Regions from separate parts of the Homo sapiens genome. Here region 2 is linked to region 1. A link is a loop called in an ENCODE intact Hi-C map of the cell type or tissue named here. Cell type or tissue: HepG2. All regions are shown on one strand. Links, peaks and the distances in the headings refer to the core of each region. The heading gives the core; the rest is flanking DNA. Region 1 overlaps LOC107987046 (a long non-coding RNA gene). Region 2 has its middle 89 kb from the start of IL33.

Region 1 (8,379 bases), core at 3,125-5,624:
ATTTTTTGGTGCCTCCTATTTCCTTTGATTCCCCTCTTCCCCAGTCACTTCCTGTAGTATTGCTGCAAGTGGACAGACATAGCCTAGAGTCATGATATAGCTACCTATGTGGCTTTAGTTACACCTGTCATCTCAGCTCTGCTATCCATTCCTGGATTGCATTCCTTTAGCATTGATGCTTCCCCAATCTATGGCAAAGCTTTGCTGTGCCCTTTGGATGCTGTATTATACACTGTTTAGCTGCTTCTGCTTCCTTGGGACTATTGCATACTTTGTATTGGACAAATTATCTAAAAAAGTCAGTGTTCTATTAGCAAAGATAGAAGGCAGAGTGGCTGACAGGTTAGCTACCAAACAGCTTTTGGCATATCACCTACTGATATTGGAAGTTCCCAACTAGAAGGGCCCTGTAGAATATCTAATGACAGAGCTCACAGTGGGAAGTGTTACTCAGATACTCAGAGCTTCCAATTAGCTTTTTAGCCCCTCACTGTTAAATATGAGAAGGCAACCAAAGATTATCAGACATTTGAGGAAGGCTTTATATACAAAAGAAAGAAAACAAAACATACAAACATAAAAAATAATTTGGAAAAGATAAAGACAATGTAGGGAGAAGAATAACAATTTTAAATTATCATTAATATTCTTAGAGACATGAGGGAAGATATAATAATGAAAAAAGAGAACACTATAAAAGAATATTTACAGAATAAAAAGGAGGTCTTGGAAACTAAACATGTGATCACAAAAGCAATAAACTCAATGGAAGGATTAGGCAATAAAGTTGAAGACATCTCTGATGATAGAGCAAAAAGTAAAGGAAATGAAATATAAGAGTGAAAAGAAAAAAAATTAAGGCATTCTAGGAGGTCTAACACTTGAGGTTCCAAAAACAACTGGGAAAATAGAGCTGAGAAAACTGTCAGTGTAATAATTCAAGAAAATTCCCTGGAACTAAAAGAATCCATTTCAACCTAAGTTTGTAAGGTACATCACTGTGAAATTTCAGAACTCAGGAGACAAAGAGAAGATTCTATAAATTCCTAGAGAAAAAGAGAGGTTTTCTTTTTTAAAAAGGTCAAATACAACAGGCTAGGAATCAGAATGGCCTCAGATTTTTCAAAAGCAGTAGTAGAATCTAGGAGGCAATGGAGCAATGCCTTTAAAATTTAACCTAGAATTTTGTACCCAGCCAAATTATCAATCAAAAGTGAAGGCAGAATAAAGACATCTTAAGACATGCAAAATTTCATAGTTTACCTACCATGTAGACCTTTTCATACTCAGAAAGTTACTGGAGGATATGCTCCACCAAAACAAGGAAGAGGAAGACTTAGGGTACATGAAATGGGTGATACAGATGGGACCAAAGGAATTCCCAGGATTAATGATGTAGACTCTAGGATGAGGGTAATGCACTAAGGCATCGAAGGCAACTAGTTCAGATTGGAGCATTTCAGAAGACTCTGGAAAAGGCTTCTTTAAGAAGATGTAATTGATAGAATACATGATACATATGAATGTGTTAAACAGAGATTTAGGCTGCTCGCAAAGAGGTTAATTCAAATTCAAGCCAGAGAGAGAGCTGAAAGTGGATACAGACCTGCAGACTAGTTTAAGCAGGGCAGGAGATGTCAGCATAGGAGAGATACCCCCCAATAACAGGAAGGAGATTCCTTTGTTCCAAGAGCCAGATGGAATATTTGATCTTACTGGGCATTTATTGATATTGATATTTGGTTTCTCTATTCATCCTCATTTAAGAAAGAAGTTACCTCTAATGTCAAGGATATTACAATTACGGTTTTATCTTTTTTTTTTAGACAGAGTTTCGCTCTTGTTGCCCAGGAAGGAGTGCAATGGCACGATTTTGGCTCACTGCAACCTCCGCCTCCCAGGTTCAAGTGATTCTCCTGCCTCAGCTTCCCAAGTAGCTGGGATTACAGGCATGCGCCACCAGCCAGGCTAATTTTGTATTTTTAGTACAGATGGGGTTTTGCCATGTTGGCCAGGATGGTTTCGAACAGTTTTATTTTCAATTTCCATTAGCACCAAAAACATCAACCCCTTAGGCCTCAAATCTTAAAATTGTGTTATTTCTGTCCAGGCAGTTTCCCCCAAACAGACTTAGTTTCCCTGAAATACTGTGACATCAGTGACAGAAGTTATGTAACAGGTGAACATTCAGGAAACAATAATATCTGCCTTGGTGACTGTAGGTAGCTAATGGAATCTTTGCTGCAATTGCCAAGTTAGAGAAGCATTACTATAGTCTTGTTTTAGCATGCTACCAGATTTAAGTTGGTCTTTTTATGTCTCTGTTTATTTTAGGGTTGACTTGCTTGTTTTCTTATATCAGGGACTTCATAGTGATAACAACCATTTCTGTATCTCCACCTGCAATCACTTCATTTAATTCAGAACCTTCAACAACTATATGGAGATTTGTGGTCTTCTCCCTCCCCCTCTTGACTTCCCCTCCTGTGGTTTGCTCTTAGCTTTCCTACATAGGCAGAAGGGGTGTTAGGGCCCTTACTTTCTTGAAAAGAAAGAGAACAGATTCCAGGTTTTAAAAGACTATTGAGTAGGCGTAGTGGCTCACACCTGTACTCCCAGCACTTTGGAAGGCTGAGGGAGGATTGCTTGAACTTGGGAGGTCAAGATTGCAGTGAGCCAGGATTGCACCACTCCATTCCAGCCTGGACAACAGGCTTTTTCTTTCTTTTTTTTTTTTTTAAGAAAAAGAAAGAAATCCTGGCTGCAGCTGCTTTGCATTTACTGATTGACTATTTCATGCCCACTATTTATAGAGCAGTGCTTCTTAAAGTTTAAAGTACATACAACTCACCTGTGAGAATTTTGTTGAAATGCAGATGATTCCAATTCTGGGGTAGAATTTGAGAGTCTATTTCTAACAATCTCCCAGGCAATGCTGCTGCTGCTGGTATATGGACTACACTTTGAGTAGCAAGGATAAAGACCACAAATACTCAAAAGTATTAAGAAATTTGGGAGAAAAAGTATTTGGGCTTTGTTTATAAGTATCAAGCATGATTATGTGGAAAGGAACAATGGCTACCTGCTGTCTGTTCAGTATAGCTTAATGTGTTAAAAATCATATTTTATTTCAGATAATATATTAGCTGCTGTAGATCTTAGACCTGGAAATTACTGGCACTTCAGCTGGCGTAATTCTCCCTTAGATACTAGAGATCTGTTCTTCTGAGCTAGCAACGTGCAAGTATATTCTTTTAGAAGTAAAGAGTAGAGAAAGGACAGAGATAGCAGAGAGGATGTTAAGATGGAGATGGATCAACAATATTACCTGCCAAGAGCTCAAACTCAAATTTCACAAGGTTTTGGGTACATAAGAATCAGCTAGGGTACTTGAAAACAGTGCAGATCACTAGGCTGTGTGCTTAGAGATCCTAATTTGATAGGTCTGGTAGTGGGAGAGGGGAGGCAAGGATATGTATTTTAAAGAAGCACCCCAAGTGAATCTGAGGCAGTTGGTCCCTGGACCATGATTTGAGAAACATTGCATTAGAAAGACTGGTGGTAGTCTCTGTAGGAAAAGAAAAAACATATAATCACAGCCAGGAAAATATTTCCATCTATTTTGATTGGAGTCTTTTTGAGTTATAGGAGAGAAATAAAAGATATCACCCCTGGTCAGTGAGCAGACAGTTCTAGGTTATGTGTAACTATAAATTAGGCAGCTATAAACTCTGTATCAGCACTCTGAGGCAGAACTGATGTCCACAATTCATAGGAACATGGAGTTTTAGAGCTGATAGGAACCATAGAGGCTTTCCAACTCTTTTAGCTGTGACCCATAGTAAGGGATGTACTCTGATTTTTTTGTTCTGTTTAAATTAAAAAAAAATCTGGTCATGATCTATTATATTGATTTTAGCTAGTATGTTATAATTTACTACTTCAGAAACACCAGTCTAGTGCAGTCACTTCATTTAACAAATAAGAAACAAGCTTCGAGAGGTAAAATGACGTGTCCAAAAGTCACACAGCTGTGAATAGTAGATCTCAGAGCTAGAAGTCACATCTGAGGCTTTTAGTCCAATAGCCTGTCCACCATGGTCTACCATATATCTAAGTGTTTGTTTTGTTGATCTTAGCCTGTTTTTTCTCAGGACAAAGTGGTTTATTTGTATCTACTAGATTGCCTATCTAGCTGAAACATTTTGAAGAGTACAAATGTCTTTTCACTAAATGAACCACTAGATGGTAGTGTAAACTCTTCTGATGGTGGACTGTTCAATTGAGCCAAGGTGAATTCTGGTTTGTGTATTGCACATTTATCTTATAATGCTGTAGACTGCTATTCTCTATGTATAAGTTGAGCTTTATGCCCATCTTGAAGAAACTGTTTTACATTATTTTACAAGCAGGATACATTTTGTTATTTGGTATATCTTTTTTTCATTTGTGTGAAAGAGAGATTTAGAAAAACAAACTTAAGTCTTAGTGCAGTGGCTCACACCTGTAATCCCAGCACTTTAAGAGGCCGAGGCAGGAGGATCACTTGAGTCCAGGAGCTCAAGACCAACTTGGGCAAGAATAGGGAGATCCCTGTCTCTACAAAAAATTAAAAACAAACAGGCTGGGTGCAGTGGCTCACACTTGTAATCCCAGCACTTTGGGAGGCCAAGACAGGTGGGTCACCTGAGGTCAGGAGTTTGAGACTAGCCTGGCCAACATGATGAAACCCTGTCTCTACTAAAAATACAAAAATGAGCTGGGCATGGTGGCAAGTGCCTGTAATCCTAGCTACTTGGGAGGCTGAGGCAGGAGAATCTCTTTAACCCAGGAGGCGGAGGTTGCAGTGAGCCAAGATTGCACCACTGCACTCCAGCCTGGGTGACAGAGCAAGACTCTGTCTCAAAATAAAAAATAACTAAATAAATAAAAATAAAAACAAACAAACACATATGTTCCCAATATCCCCCAAAGAGCCCTCTTGTTTTGTGTTCAACAAATTTTTCTTTTCCAGATTCTGATTTTATACGACTTTAAATAATTAGTTTCTATTATTTCTATTATTCCAGGTTGAAAACTAAATTTCTTTTAGTATAGAAAATCTATGTGGGCCCTTTCAGATTTGAAATAAGCAAACAAAAACTCCAAACAACTTTATATTTATCATCTCCTAAGAAACACTCTACTTTATAAGATTTGTTTTCTTTAGTTATAGCAAGGTTGGCAGCATAAACTATGCATGTACTAGGAGCTTTTGAGGGAGGCGAATATGAACACAATGCTACTTGCAGGGGCTTCAGCGTCAGTCAGGTAGGCTGAAGAGTTGAACCCTTCTTCACAGCTTAAACCTGAAGAAAAAGAAGGAGTCAGATGGGTTGTCCTTGACACATACTCCTTTTATCCCTTTTTCCCTCCTCCTACTCAAGTTCTCCTTTTGTACAAGAAAGAAAAGTGGATTCAAGGACATAGGAAAGAGGAAAGGATAAAACATGTGATAGTTTGGCCAGGCGCAGTGGCTCATGCCTGTAATCCCAGCACTTTGGGAAGCCAAGGCAGGTGGATCCCTTGAGCTCAGGAGTTCAAGACCAGCCTCGGCAACATAGTGAAACCCTGTCTCTACAAAAAATACAAAAATTAGCCAGGCATGGTGGTGCATGTCTGTAGTCCCAGCTACTAGGGAGACTGAGGAGGGAGGATTGCTTGAGCCTGGGAGGTCAAGGCTGCAGTGAGTCATGAGTGTGCTACTGCTCTCCAGGCTAGGAACAGAGCAAGACTTTGTCTAAAAAAAAAAAAAAAAAAGATGGTTAAATTTATGTGTCAATTTGGCTGGGCCACAAAGCCCAGATATTTGGTCAAATATTATTCTAGATGTTTCTGTGAGGGTGTTTTTCAATAAGATTAACATTTAAATTGGTGGAGTTTGAGTTAAGCAAATTGCCCTCCATAATGGGGGTGGGCCTCATCCAATCAGTTGAAGGCTCTAATAGAACAAAGACTGATTGAGCAAGAAGGAACTCTGCCAGCAGACTGCCTTTGGTCTCTAATTGCAATTCTTACCTAAGTCTCCAGCCTGCTAGTCTATCTCATCCAATTTTGGACTCACTAAGCCTCCATAATCACATGAGCCAATTTCTTAAAATAACCCTCCCTTTCTCTCTATCACATCTTGTTGGTTCTGTTTCTCTGGAGACCCCTGACTAGTACACAAAGTAAAAGGTTAGGTAAGCTAGGGGACTTCAAAATGATTAACCTACCTTACAAATGAAAAATGGAATGAAAACAAATGGAAAAATAATTAGTACACTACTATTCTTCCCTCTGTCCCTCTCCCACAACTTCCACTTCTCTGAAGCCTTGACAAATGCAGGGACTAATTCTGTTTTCTGCACCGTTGTATCCATGTTGTTCACTATAATTTTTGCCATATCCTAGGCTCTTGTAAGTATTTTTTTGGCTGGATAAATGAATTGTTAGGAGTCTTAATTGTAGAACTGGGGGAAGGACTCATGCTAGTGTCACAGGAGCATGAAATTCAATGCAATTCTGATCAAAGTCTCAATTGTGTATTTAAGCCCTAAGAGCTAATTTTAAAATTCATATGTAAATGCAAAATATCAAGAATGGACAAGCCATTTTTGAAGAAATACAGGTTGGGAGGCTTGCTATACTGGAATCCTGGGTATTAGGATTTATAAAGCTACGTGTTCAAAGATAGACAAATAGATTAATGGAATAGAATAGAGAGTAAGAAATAGATCTTTGCATATATGGAAACTTAAAGCAAATCAGTGGAGAAAGAGTAGATGTTTGAATAAATGATGCCAAGGAAGTTGACTATCCATCCATGTGATAAAAATGAATTCTAGGTGCATTGATTTATTTTTTTAATTAAAAAACATTTTTTGAGACTGAGTCTTGTTCTGTTGCCCAGGCTAGAGTGAAGTGGCGCACTCTCAGCTCACTGTAACCTCTGCCTCCTGGGTTCAAGCGATTCTCCTGCCTCAGCCTCCCGAGTAGCTGGAATTACAGGCACCTGCCACCACGCCTGGCTAACTTTTGTATTTTTAGTAGAGATGGGGTTTCACCATGTTGGCCAGGCTGGTCTCAAACTCCTGACCTCAAGTGATCCACCTGCCTCAGCCTCCTGAAGTGATGGTATTACAGACGTGAGCCACTGCACCCCTTGTAGGTACATTAAGATTTAAATGTGAAAGACAAAATTATGAAATTGTTAGCAATGATATAGAAAAATGTCTTAATGACTTGAAGTAGGAGAGAATTTCTTAAATAAGAGAAAAAAGGACAAACCATAAAGGAAAAGATTCATAAATTCAACTCTATTAAGAATTTTTATTTACCAAAATACAGCAAAGAGAATGAAAACACAGGCACAAACTGGGAAAAGACATTTACAGTTGATGTAACTGACAAAAGGTCAGTACCCAGGATATACACATAACTTTTATATATCTTTTTCTAAGAGTCAATAGAAAATGGGCAAAACCTTGAATAGGCATTTCATAGTAGAGGAAAGCAGAATAGCCAATTAACCTATTAAAATATTCTACCTCATTAGTAATTAAGGAAATGCAAATTAAAACCATAACATAATACCATGTTACCCCACCCATGAGACTGGCAAAAATTAAATCTAACAATAAATAGTGTTGGTGAGAAGATGAAGCAAGAGGAACACATATACTTTGAGTGAGCATATAAACTGGTATAACCACTTTGAAAAAAATGTGGCATAAAAATGCTTATACCAACCATGATTCAGCAGTCCCACCCCCTAGAGAAACACTTGCACATTTGCACTGAGAGACATGTGAAGGAAGTGCAGGAATGTTCATAGCAGTGCAGTTTGTAATAGCAAGAAATGGAAACCAACTCAAATGTTTATTGACAGGTATAAGCCTCCCTGTTCATGAACAAGGAGGAAGGATGTTATGACTATCCCAACTGTTATATAGTTCATGAACAGTGTCTGCCATTTCATCTAACAGGAAAATTCAAAATAAATTGTTTCTTAAACTCAAGAAATGTTAACATGGTTTATTATGTTCCTTCTTTTTCCTTCCACTTTAAAAATAATTCACAAGCATTTAGGGATAAAGAGTACAGCGTCAACAACTGGCTATAAAAGAGGAATAATTTGCTGAATTGAATCTCTGCATTTTGGCAAGTCTAGAGTGGGAGTATACATGAAAAGATTTTTAAAGGCAATTTCAAGACTGACTTTGAGATCAGTTTGTCAGTCTCTAACTTGCATACGTACTCCATCTTCCTTTTGAAGCTGACTTACACCCTGGTAAAATGAGAACACAAAGGCCACGTGGAGGGTGTGGTCAGTTGTTTCTGCAATGGTAGCAGGCTAAT
Region 2 (8,379 bases), core at 2,608-5,107, 180 kb after region 1:
TTCTTTTAGTTGTGATGTTAGGTTGTTAAACTTAAGATTTTTCTAATTGTAGTAAATGTGTTCAAATACACATAACATGAAGATAACTATTATAGTCTTCTTAAGCTTATAGTTTGGTGATATTAAGTATATTCACATTGTTGTGCAACCACCACCTCTATCTAGCCCCAAAACACCACCCCAAAAGGAAACTTCATACTCATTAAACAGTTATTTTTCATTCCCCTATCCCCTGACAACCACCAATCTGCCTTCTGTCTCTATAGATTTTACCTATTCTGGATATTTCATATAAATGGAATCATACAACATGTGACCCTTTGTATCTGGTTTCTTTCATTTACTATGATGTTTTCAAAGTTCAGCCATGTTGTAGCAAGTATTACTACTTCATTTCTTTACATGACCAAATAATATTTATAGTTACATGTATATCACAATTTGTTTATCCTTTCATCCTTTGATGAACATTTGGGTTGCTTTTACCTTTTGGCTACTGTGAATAGTGCTGCTTTGAACATGTATGTGCATTGATTTGTTTAAGTACATTTATTTAGGAGAATTGCTAGAGAATGCGGTGATTCTATGTTTAAGTTTTTGAGGCACTGCCAAACCATGTTTGTTTGTTTGTTTGTTTGTTTGTTTGTTTCGATGGAGTCTCACTCTGTCACCCAGGCTGGAGTGCAGTGGCGCGATCTCTGCTCACTGCCACCTCCGCCTCCCAGGTTCAAGTGATTCTCCTGCCTCAGCCTCCCGAGTAGCTGAGATTTAAGGCACGTACCACCATGCCCAGCTAATTTTTGTATTTTTAGTAGAGGTGGGGTTTTGCCATGTTGGCCAGGCTGATCTCGAACTCCTGATTACAGGTGTGAGCCACTGCACCCAGCCTGCCAAACTTTTTTCACAGCAGGAATAGGTTTTGATGGAATCCAAAGCCATATCATATTGTCCTTCTTAACATTTTATGAGTCTAGGCACCTTCTCTACCAATTTCCCTCTAGCCAACAGTTCCCAGAATTCCTCCATTCTCCTCTGGTCCCCAGAGCCTGAGCTACAGCTCATGGCTGTTATTTCCCAGCAGGCAGCTGGGGCTTCCCTTTGCTTTCTGGAAGAACCCTTGGAACATGATGCCTCTGTCCACCCTGCTCTCTTGGAACTGATTCTTGACTCTGCTCCCTATATATCACTGCAAACCTAAATCTGCCAAAATTGTCTTCAGACTTAACTTAGTTTTAGAAGTGTTTTATTGTTAAAAATAACACATACACAGAAAAAGGCATAAAACAAATGTGCCACTTAATGAATCATTAGAGGGCAAACATTCTTTTAACCAGCACCCATGAAAGGAGATAGAACCTTACCAGCCATCCCAGAAGTTCTCTATGAGGCCCCTCCCAAATACAGGCCCCTGCACCTCACTAAGAGTAATCACGGTCCTAACCTTTTGGGGAATTGCTTCCTTATTTTTATTTATAGCTTTATCACCCAAATGTGCATCTCTGTCCTCTATACTTTCAACACATCAGTAGTTGGATCTAAAGGATAATCAGAATGAAGTTTGATTTTTTAGAATGAAGAGTGCTTCAAAGTTGATGTTGGGCTGTTCGCCAAGAGGCACATACTGTCTGGTTTGCATTATCAGCAGCCCTGGAGCTCAATGTTTATATCCTTAATTCATTAGATATTGCAAAATGGTATTCCAATTCTATCATTTCTTCTTTATTTACTTTTTTGCATATTATATCAAAAGACACGTCTTCTCATCTGGTATTTAGCTATCCAATAGTACAGTTTGTATTGTAAACTCAGGATAAATGTTTGAGCCTTGCAGTTTACTTACTACTACTTTTCAAAATAAATAGTTGGTTCCTTAGCATCTTCCACAGGTCAACAATTAGGGTTGTTGTTTTTTTTTCCATCATTATATGATCTTAGCCAAAAGGCCAAGAAGTGATGGCATCATTATGAACTCAAAGTTATAAACATATTTAATATGTTTCAATCCACAACAATTATTACCGTTATTGATGCTCAGTTTGTAAGTTTTAGTTTTGACCTGTTGACCAAGTGAAGCTTGCGTAGTTACTGGGTTATATTGTAGGAGTCACCTAACTAAGTCTGAAGTGAGAAGCTTTTAAACCAGATTTTGTGCTTTAAGAATCTGTTGACAAAGCATAGGCTTCTAGCTTGGCAAAAGCATCCTGGACCACTGAAGCTCTTTCTAAGGCGGGAGTAGCTAGGGAGGGTGATTCCCTGATCCAATAGGTCTCCGCTGCCAGCTCTGCCTCCCTGCAGCCTGTGTGGTGTATTAGCTGAGCAGCACCTGCAACCCAATCCAGAAGTGAAAGCAAGATCATGTGAGCAGGAATGTGTGGGTCTTGTGTCTTGGGAGGCCTTTTCCTCTCTGCTTTTCCACCCTTCCACAGACCCTTGCATCCTCAAAGGAGATGTCTCAGCTTACCAAACCCCCTTCTCCTGATTAAAGGAAAAATAAGGAGAGAAATATTTCGATTCATAAAGATGGAAACCAAAGCGAGGTCTCCCTGAGACCTTGAACTGTGACACAGCTATTCAAAATAAGGTATCTGGTAGTTAAAAATATAAGGTAAAATTTTATGTACTGACTTAGAAATACAGGTATGTCAAAAATCTTAGTGAACTTTTAAGATTTATCTCAGAGTTATAAATGCTAAAAACTTAAAAGTTTACTTATATTTCTTTTATACTTAGCTTTGTAAACTTTGAATGTGTGACTTTTAAATTTTTTGTTTCAGTAGTGGTTGCTAATTTCAACCAGAGGGACTGAAACAGGAATTATAATTATTATTTTTTAATTTGCAAAACTATATAAGTTGGCATGAAGTTAAAATGATCAAATTTTCACATGATGGTTTGGAGGATTATCTCTGGGACATAAGATTATGAGGACATTTTTACTTGGCTGGACTTTTAAAATATTTTAAAAATCAACGCATATTTTATTTTTGATAAAAACAGTTTTATATTTTGAAATAAAAAGATTTAAAAGGAGAAATAATCAAATTTTGGATATAAAATGGTGAATTATATGTAATTTACCTACTTAAAAGTGTCTGAGTATTTGGAATTTCCAGTAGGAATAATAAATTGTCTTAACATTTTCAGTCAAGAGTGCTATGTGCTATTGGATGTGATTAGAAGTCAAGGGAGGGATATTATAAAACCAGAGAAAGTATAGTAATCATAGCCTTTAGGAGTTTACAACCTAATTTAAAAAAATAATATAGTGGAAAAGCCATGGGTTTTAGAAATATGGGGGCCTAGGTTTAAATCACTGTTTACCCGCTTACTAGGTCTTTGACCTTAGGCAAGTCTGTCTTTCAAGTCTTTGTTTCCTCAACTATACAATAGAGCTTATATCTTCTTTATAGAACTATTAGAATTAAGTAAAACAGTACAAATAAAGCTTCAAGCATAGTGCCTAATAAATTCTCAAAGCTTTCATATATCTGAAGATGTTTATTTCATCTTTAAAAAAACTTTTTTACAGAACATGAAATCTACCATCATTAAATGCATTTACAGTGTTGTGCAATTATCATCACTACCCATTTCCAGAGCTTTCAGTCATCACAAAGAACTTTTTCATTATCCCATTAAATAATAACTCCCCATTTTCCCCTTCTCCCAGCCCCTGAAACCTCTGTTATACCCTCTGTCTCTGCAAATTTAACTATTCCAGGTACCTCATTGATATGGTTTGGAGATTTGTCCCACCCAAATCTCATATGGAAATGTGATCCCCGATGTTGGAGATGGGATCTGGTGCGAGATGTTTGGGTCATGGGGGTAGTAGATCTTTCAGGAATGGCTTGGTGCCCTCCACATGTTAATGAGTGAGTTCTTGTTCTATTTGTTCACATGAGAGATGGTTGTTTCAAGAGCCTGGCACCTCCTCCCATGCTCTTTTGCTCCCTCTGTTGCTGTCTGATGCACTGGTTCCCCCTTCACCTTCTGCCATGATTGTAAGCTGTCTGAGGCCCTCACTAGAAGCTGAGAAGATGCCAGTGCCATGCTTCCTTTACAGCCTGCAGAACAGTGAGCCAACCAAACCTCTTTTCTTTATAAATTACCCAGTCTCCGGTATTCTTTTATAGAAATGCACATGGACTAACACACTCATATAAGTGGAATCATAAAATATTTGTCCTTTTGTGTTTGGCTTATTTCACTTAGCATAATGTTTTCAAGTTTCATTCATCTTATAGTATACATCCAGAAAGTCATTCCTATTTAAGGCTGAATGACATTCCATTGTATATCTACACCATATTTTGTTTATCCATTCATCTGTTGATGAACATTTGGGTTGTTTCTACCTTTCGGCTATTGTGAATAATGTGCTATTAACATGGGTGTGAAAGTATCTGAGTCCCTATGTTCAATATTTCACATGTGTATCTAGAAGTAAAATTGCTGGATCATGTGGTATTTCTATGTTGAACTTTTTTTTTTTGAGACCGAGTCTTGCTCTGTCACCAGGCTGGAGTGCAGTGGCACGATCTCGGTTCACTGCAACCTCTGCCTCCCAGGTTCAAGCGATTCCCCTGCCTCAGCCTCCTGAGTAGCTGGAACTACAGGCATGCTCCACCACGCCTGGCTGATTTTTTTGTATTTTAGTAGAGACGGGGTTTCACCATGTTGGCCAGGATGGTCTCAAACTCTTGACCTTGTGATCTGCCTGCCTTGGCCTCCCAAAGTGTTGGATTTACAGGTGTGAGCCACTGCGCCCAGCCTCTATGTTGAACTTTTTGAGGAACTGACATTGCTGTTTTCCACAGTGACTGCACCACTTTACATTCCCACTAGCAATACACCAGGATTCCCATTTCTCCACATCCTTGCCAACACTTGATTTTTCATTTCTCTGGTAATAGCCATCCTAACCAGTATGAAGTGGTTTGGATTTGCTAATCATACCCCTAATGATTAGTGATGTTGAGCATCTTTCCATATACTCATTGGCCATTTGTGTATTTTCTTTGGAGAAATGTTTATTCGAGTCATTACCCATTTTTTAATTCAGTTGTTTGTTTTTGTTAAACCTTATTTTTATATTTTGGGTATTAATCTCTTAGATATGATTTGGAAATACTTTATTTTCTTTGGGTTGTCTTTTCACTCTATTGCTGGTATCCTTTGTCACATTCCATGAATGAATAAATGAATGAATGACAACAAGATAAAGCCCAGATAGAAACTCAGATATGACTAACAAAGTCAGTACTCTCAAATACTAGCATCTGCTGCCCTAGAGCATGTAGCATGGTGTGTTTGGACCACCTGTCACCATGAACTGTTTCCTGTTCCATCCACCATCCTAGTCCTCTTGGGCTTTCCACCACGTGTGGTGTGGAAGAGTTATAGATATAAGGACATATGATCCCCTCAGGCTCTTCTTGAACCAGAATCCCCAGGTCAGTTTAGATTGGAGATGCCTCTCCTGGTTATCCAAGCTGGCTGTACAAATGTTGTAATTTGCTATGTGTGCTATTCAGTGAAGTTTGGCAAGCACTGCTTTAAGCAATCAGGCAGACAATTTAGCTTCTCTGGCTTCTTACTGTTAAGGAAGCCAAGAAGGGTAAATAAAAGGGGCGTTAAAAACAAAAAAGATGTTTTTAAAGTCTTAGAGAAATCGATATTCTTAGGCTTGAATGGATTGAATATTTAGTTACATCCATAACGGCAACAACAAAAAAGGATCCTGTGCCATTAACACAAGGACCATGTGTAGGTTAAAACAGTAACATTTCCTGTAAATCTAAAACTTTAAAAATAAAGTCTTTTAAAAAGCAACAACCACAATTACAACTACTAATAAGAAGCCTCAAGTTTTTGACCTCACGAGTACTACAGCTAAATTTGTTAGCTGATGAATATATGTTAAAGTTGACAAAGAGAAAAATTGTGAATGTGCATTAACATAATATACTAGTAAGAATCCAGAAAGTTCAGCCCTTAAGATCCATATCTATAGCATTCTTCTTCAGCTATTTTTTGACAAAGAATCTTGGGCCTTAGGAGGCACATCCCAGGTATACTTCTAATAGAAGGAAATCATGAATCGTTCCAGGTAGCTTAGCACTTACTAAATCAGAAGTTCCCAAATAAATGATTCTCCTATACATGGTAAGCTATCCTGAACCTGACCAATATTTATCCAGTTCTTAGAAATAAGAAAACTCATAGACTTTCTGTAAAGCATGACATATGCTGGGGTTGGACTCATTGGTAAATCAGTGACAAAATAAATCCTCATGTACAGGGAAAAATGAAAGTGACTGTGAGTAGGGGCAGCCTGAATGCAAAATGCCTTTGCATATCAAGGTAGGATGGGCAAACTACCATAGTGGGCAAGAGTAGGGCAGGTCTCACAGTGAGGATGAAGTTGCCCAAGGCTGGCTCCACAATAGCAGATCTGGAGGAAAAACATGACCATAGACTGGCGCAGAAGCTGTGCCCAAAGTCAGATTACAGACCCTTGACTGTATCTTCTCCTGCCTCATTTCTCATCATGCTCAGTCCAGCCACGCTCCAAGGAGGAGCGCTTCTTTGGTATAGCCCCACATCTATCATCCCTCCCAGCTGGTCTTAGAACATGCACTTTCTTGGACATGAACTAGCACACAGATGTGTGGTTTTCACATTCTCTTTTGCAGAACCCTTGAGTACTGAGGCAGAGGCACAGGTCTGGAGAGGGCTGAGCAGTGTCCGTGAAAGTGGCTCAACTTTCATATGTTCATATACAGACATTTTATGTATGATTTTATTTTGAGAACAGGTTTCTGCCCATGAGAAAAGTTTGAATGACATCTAGCTAAATTAAGCCTGTCAGATGCATGGAGAGTATTATTTCTGTGCTGCAGAGAGTAACCTGAGCTGTCAGATGTAATTATAGAAGAGATGGGACATCTGGCTCCAAGTTCCTGCTACTTCTGAATTAGTAACTGAGGTAGTTACCAGCAGGAGCTGAAGTTGAAAGGATGCAAGGTGTAGCCAGGAGGTGGGGAGAGTCAGGGCCTCGAGGCGAAGTGGGACATGAGAGGTCATGGCCAGCCTAACAGCCACATGAGCCAGTCTTGTTTAGTCCACTTTCTACCCACCCACTCCCACCACCTCTCCGGATCATTTGAAGCAAATCCCAGACATTGTCTCAAATTATCTGTCAATAATTTATTATGTTTCCATAAAAGATAAGGACTCTCTTTTTTGAAAGAGAAAAACTCCATTATCACACCTTAAAAATTACACTAATTCTTTATTTTAAATTTTTAAAAATTTTTTTAGAGATAGGGTCTTGCCCTGTCACCCAGGCTGGAGTGTGGTGGTGTGATCATAGCTCAGTGTCAAATCCTGGGCTCAAGAGATCCTCCCACCTCATCCTCCAGAGTGGCTGGGACTACAGGTGCATACCACCATGCCTGGCTAATTGTTTTAATTTTTGTAGAGATAGGGTCTTGCTATGTTGCCCAGGCTGGTCTCAAACTCCTGGGCTTAAGCGATCCTTCTGCCTCAGCTTTGTGCAAAGTGTTGAGATTACAAGCATGAGCCACTGTGCCTGGCCTCATTAATTCTTTAATGTTATAAAATTTCCTTCCAGAGTTCAGATTTTCTTGTCTCTCTCACATATTTTTTAACCTTCTATTTGTTTACATCAGGATCCAAACAAAAGCCTCTTCTGCATTTGGTTGTCTTTTAAGCCTCTTTCGTTCTCTAAAGATTGACCTTCCTCGCCTTTTCTGTTTGTTATTTATTTGTTAAAGAAACCAGATCGGGATATTTTTTAAATATTATTATTTTAAACATGGCAAAAAAGCAGCTCTGCCAATTTGAATAATTGTCTTTGGCCAGAACAAAAAAAAAAAAGGAAAAAGAAAGTTGCTGGTGATTGTGAACATAGTGTGAAAACCAGACCAGTTCTATTAAACTCTTCCTATGTGCCAGATGCAAACAATCCACAGTAAACTGTGATTGGTCAGAATTGTTTTAATAGATGCTTAATCTAAATGGAAGAGTCTAGTACTAAATAGTCTACTACTACAGCTTTCCATTTTCTACACACAGAAAAGCCTTTATTTAGTCATCCACTTATTCACTAATTCCTTTGACCATTTGACAATATTTGGTCATGGAGTAGATTGTCTGTTTACAGAAGTGTTCCTCTGTAAAGTAAGTACGAAATACTTGGTCAGAAGCATCAAGACCTTTTTTTCATTGTAATGGATTTGAGGAGCTGAGGAAGCTGACAGTGTCACACGGACATCCAGGCATGGGATTTGGCTGATGGGGTAGACAGTGGGCCCTGCACTAAATCAGGGAACCAGGTGGAAGAGCTGAACT

Evidence for each region. Peaks named below come from ENCODE experiments on the same cell type or tissue, not always from the same donor. Only the 100,000 strongest peaks of a DNase experiment are listed, where the experiment ranks them.
Region 2: a loop joins it to region 1, with 5 times the contacts of the local background. A loop is called at or near these places in 2 of 110 quality-filtered maps.

What each region holds. Positions count from the first base shown.
Region 1 is chr9:6,302,022-6,310,400 of GRCh38, reverse strand. All of the region lies in intron 1 of LOC107987046 (a long non-coding RNA gene), which reads left to right. Among named protein-coding and RNA genes, the nearest start is that of TPD52L3, 22 kb to the left of the region's middle. In HepG2, for the core only: a CTCF peak has its summit at 4,256 (motif pointing right); a DNase peak (open chromatin) is centred at 4,270.
Region 2 is chr9:6,122,156-6,130,534 of GRCh38, reverse strand. No RefSeq gene overlaps it. Among named protein-coding and RNA genes, the nearest start is that of IL33, 89 kb to the left of the region's middle. In HepG2, for the core only: a CTCF peak has its summit at 3,952; no DNase peak of the experiment used is centred there.